2 separate regions of the Homo sapiens genome follow, and region 2 is linked to region 1. The links are chromatin loops, found by intact Hi-C in ENCODE. Cell type or tissue: PC-3. All regions are shown on one strand.

Region 1 (2,500 bases):
GTTATTAATTCCTGCAGGACTCAACTACTTATCACTCAAACATTTGTTCTTGAAAAGAACTTCGTATAACATCATTAGATTTTTACAGAATCTTTAAAAAAGCTTTAATATTTTCAAGGTTTTTTATTTATATAAATATTGTTACTTTACCACTAGTGATTTCAATAGTGGCATTGTCACATGATTCAAGAAGAGGAGGCCATTACATTACTGTTGTATTAAAAAGTCAGTTCAGGCTTAATATATATGACTACTATAAGTCAACCTCACATTTTAATGTATGAAGAAGATTGTATGAACGATCACATTAATTCATTTAAATAGTATGTATTTTGATACTAATTTTTAAGAAGAAATGTATCATTCTCATGGAAATAAAAGATAATTTGAAAAGCATGTTGTGCTATTTATATCAGGGAAAATTTGTTCAGCTCACACAAAGCCATACATTGACATATTTTTTAAAAATGCTGTAGTACTCTATAGTCTTTGAACTTACTTAATACCTGTTAAGAGATATAACAAACTGAAAAGTTATTTCAGGAGCTAATGTGTTCAATGGAATAAAGTTGATGTACTAAGTAATAGATAAAATGTTAAGAGTTTTCTCCGTGTCAGGCACTATAACAAGCATTCTTTAGGCATTTTTTTTTATAATATATACAGCCTTACGAGGTATGTACTATTGTACTATTGTTGCTATTTTCCTTTTTACAGTTTAAAAACTGAGGGTTAGTTCAACTTGGGGTTTAAACTTTGACTTGCTCTTTCAATCTAAAAACTAACTCATTAACAATGTTGGGAAAATGGTACATTGTTTTATTTTTGATCCACACTACTTAGGTTTTAACTTAGGCTGGATTTTATCATCATAAGACTTATTAAAGGCAAAATATTATGTAAGTAGTACCACAATCTCCCTTTATGAAATTATTATCATCTTTTTCCAAGTATATTTAAAGATCTAATTATGACACTTAGAATTGCAAGAACTCAAAATGGTGTGGTGATGGGTACCCAAAGTTTCAATCCAGTCAACTATAAGCAACAACTATACACACGGCATTGTGTTTGATTGTAGGGGATACAATGATGAAAGTATACAGTCTCAAACTCAAAATAAGACAGTTTACTGGCCAAAAATACACTGTTTCATCCCCTTTATCTCGCCTACACATTACCCTCTTCTATTTTTCATTATCTGTTACAGTACTACAATGGAGAACAGAGCTGCAGTACAACTATAGCATTTTGAGGGGCTGGGAGAACGGGATACAGGGTAAGGAAGATCATGAAGAGTCTAAGCAGAACTTTCCAGTCATTGTACTACAATGGGTTGCAGGCGTGCCAGCCCTCTGGTGGCCACATAAGTCCTGGAGTGGCTGGTCATCTCAGACTGGGAGCTTCCTCATTGGTTTGTCCTAATGGGCTGAGCAAATGTTTTCTGTGAATGGCATGAGGACAAATGTTGGGAAGCCCTGTACTCTAAGGAGGTGATAAAATAATCTCTCTTTGTTAATCCTATTAACTCTGACAGAAAGTACTTTGTGACATATTTCCTAAGCTTTGATTGGAATAGACTATACTATTATTTACTTAATTTTTCAAGTCAAATCCGGGTTTTAACTTAGATCTGCTTTTATCCTTTTATGACTTATTGAAGGTATATAATTTTTAAAACATAAATATTTATCTTAATTCAAACAATAGTAAGATAAAACTGACTTGCCTGAATGGTCATCTTATATACCAGTTATGAGTATACAGGCATACTGATTTCGGGAAAGCCAAAATGACTTTAGATAGGGTGCGTTTTTAAAGCAGCATGATTTTAGGTGCTGGAAGCATTGTTCAAATCCTTTTTTCACTTCTCAATTCTAGCAGTACAGTATTCAAGGACACCTGCTCTCAGTGGTAAGCATTTTTATTTACTTTATCTAGAGCTGTAGATAAAATACTGGCAGCAACCTGCCACTTTCAATTTTTTTACAAACTACCTATTTAAATGTTTAGACAGTTCATTCTAAGAGTATTCCAGTTGAGTTGAAGAGACATTTACCCAGTCCAGTTGGCTGTATCCAGAATTAACTGGGACTCAGACTAGTGTAAATATAACAGATATATCTTTCTTTATTTTGAAAGTCTAAGTTATTTTGTGGCTGAAAAGTTGAAACATTAAGGCAGCCCAGTAAACATTTCTGTTTATTCTTTTTATGAGCAGTATTTTCTATTTCATGTCATAGGTAATGTAATCATCTGATTATTTGGCCCACTTGATTTTTAGCTTACTCATAAGTTTATGATCTTATGATTAAGTTTTTTAAAAGAAAAGACTAACACAAACTCACCCTTTGTAATTCAATCCGTTTGTTTTAGAGATCAATTTTTAAACTTTTATTTTTGAGACAGGGTCTTGCTCTGTCACCTAGATTGGAGTACAGTGACACAATCACAGCTTACTGCAGCCTCAAACTCCCAGACTCAAGCAGTCCTCCCACTT
Region 2 (2,500 bases), 180 kb before region 1:
AGGTGACTATAAGGATGAGTAAAGACAGAGGAGGTGACTAAGGACAGAGCAGGTGATAGAGATTAGGAGGGGGCTGTTTATTGAAACTAGGGACAAGAGACGTAAAGAACGAAAGGACGTTAAGAAACATATATAAGAAACATATACCACAATGATGTGCTGCCCTTTTTCACTCTTCTCTTTTGTCACCCAGGTTTTACTAAGGACTAGACATGTTACGTTTGCTTTCCCTTTGTATTCCTAATAGAAAACATGCTGTATGATTTTGTTTGTTTTATATCTGCTTATTTTAGGACTGTTTGCCATACCACAGAAGTAATGCAACTTGGTCTGCACTAAGGCCTTGTAGGATACAGTAGATTTCTCTTTAAAGAACCAATATGTCACTATGTTCAGCTTCCCTGTTCTTTGTTCCTCATCTTAAAGTTTAACTTCCTTGTTCTTTACGTCTCTTTGTCCCTAGTTTCAGTAAACAACCCCCTCCTAACCTCTATCACCCTCTCTGTCCTTAGTCACCTGCTCTGTCCTTAGTCATCTGCTCTGTCTTTAGTCATCCTTATAGTCACCTGTTCTGTCCTTAGTCACCTGCTCTGTCCTTAGTCATACTTAGTCACCTGTTTTGTAACCATCCCTCCCACCAAAACTACTCACCCTGCCATTTCAGCTTGTACCACTGCTCTCTTTAAAATAGCCAACCCGAATTACCTTAGACTGTGCGGTCTAACCCTAGTCAATAGAGGAAAGACACAGCAGTAGGGACTAACTGCATTAAGGATAAGACTCTCTTCCCCTCCCTTGTCTGGTGTGCTCTCTCCATTGCTCTATCCATGAGACTCACCCTTCTATAGAAGTAAATTGTTTTGTTGAGAAAACTTTTGTCTGAATGCTATTTTCACTTTGTGGCACCGAGCATTTACTTCCAACAATTTTGGGCGCCTGCCCGGGATTCCCATTCTCCTCCAGGGAATGGGTCTCCATTCACTTCTCGTGGGGAGACGCGTCCCATTGCCTCATTGTGGTGGCCTCAGGGTGAGAGATGGGGAACCACCCAGTGCGACAAATAAACTCGGGCTCTCAACAACCCAGAAGGAAACAGGATGATAGCTTGGGGAAAGGATTCTCACATACCGCAGCAATCAGGTAACTCTGTACACAGACCAAGTTAAGCAATGTCGCAGGGGTGACGAAGTATTTCCTTGCTGGTCAAGATATTCTGGAGGTTAAAAGTGTGTTTAAATGATCACAAACACTACTGCTTGCAGTGCTGCTTGTGTGAATGGTACTACGCACTACCGCTGTGTGGAGTGAGTGGGTCCTATCTGCGGTTCCATGGTCACCTCATACGGCTTAGGACAGATCCTGCCATGGGGTTCAAACTGGCATGCCAATACCAAGAGGGGCCTAGACACCCAAAAGGGAAGCGGCCAGAGTGGATGAAGCAAAAGAAGGGTGCAAGGATCCTCCAGCAGGTGGGGCTAAAAGATAGGCAAGAAATCTCTAGTATGAGGGATTAAGCCTAACTAGGACCCAACATGGGAAATACCCTAAGCAAGACAGGGAGTAAAAAGGATAAAAATACCAACAAAGATGATTCCCCCTCATAGTCCCCTAGGTCTCATGTTAAAATACTGGAAAAATAATGAGAGGACTAAACATAAGAAAAAGCAACAAATGATAAAATATTGCTGTTTTATTTGGACTCAGAGACCCATCTTCAAACCCTCAAATCTTCTGACCAAAGTTTGGGTCGAATGAAGATGTAATGTGTCAGCTTTTCATTCAATATGTAAATGATAAAAGCCTCGTTTCTCAAGAGGAACTAGACTATGCTCTTTGTTGGAGGCAGAGACCTGTCCTTTTCCCCTTAAAGACAACTAGGGAAGAACCCAATGTAACATCACAAAAGGAAAAATTACATAAGTTAGTTCCCATGCGCAAAGACTCCAGCATATGGGATCCCCTAGACCATCTTCCCCTGCTCAGTGACCCCAAGCCCTCTCCTCAGACAGCTGCTGCTGCCCAAGATCCTGCTCCAGATTCTTCACCTACTCACGTTATTCCCCCTCCTTACAATCCTGACTCTTGGAAATTATCATCCCAAGAGTCTGTCCCCTAACAGCCTAAGGACCCCTCCCTAAAGGGACTCCAATGTGAAATAGAACAATATAAAAAGGATATCCGAAACTTCCCTTTTCCCTCTACAACTAAAGAGTCAGCCCCTGATCTCCTTCCCTTAAGATAGGTGCCACAAGGAGGAGGAACCATTGACTTCATGGATACTCCCTTAACCAGTTCAGAATTCCAGAGTTTAAAAAAGGAGCTTAAGCCATTACTAGATGACCCTTACGGAGTGGCAGATCAAATTGATCAATTTTTAGGACCTCAGTTATACACTTGGGTTGAGTTAATGTCCATTTTGGACATCCTCTTTTCAGGAGAAGAAAGGAGTATGATTCATAGGGCTGCTATAGTAGTTTGAGAACGTGAGCATTCACCCAGT

The links. Peaks named below come from ENCODE experiments on the same cell type or tissue, not always from the same donor. Only the 100,000 strongest peaks of a DNase experiment are listed, where the experiment ranks them.
Region 2: it touches region 1 in a loop (4-fold over the local background); 8 of 110 quality-filtered maps call a loop at or near these places.

Annotation. Positions count from the first base shown.
Region 1 is chr7:12,242,972-12,245,471 of GRCh38, forward strand. TMEM106B (transmembrane protein 106B) reads left to right here. Exons shown (of 8, transcript NM_001134232.2): 8 at 1-396. Among named protein-coding and RNA genes, the nearest start is that of TMEM106B, 33 kb to the left of the region's middle. In PC-3, a CTCF peak has its summit at 1,347 (motif pointing left); a DNase peak (open chromatin) is centred at 1,370; H3K27ac peaks cover 350 bases.
Region 2 is chr7:12,066,212-12,068,711 of GRCh38, forward strand. The region is part of intron 1 of LOC124901589 (a long non-coding RNA gene); the gene reads right to left. Among named protein-coding and RNA genes, the nearest start is that of TMEM106B, 140 kb to the right of the region's middle. RefSeq lists an enhancer at 1-946. In PC-3, a CTCF peak has its summit at 1,455 (motif pointing right); DNase peaks (open chromatin) are centred at 560, 1,140 and 1,470; H3K4me3 peaks cover 1,261 bases; H3K27ac peaks cover 1,984 bases.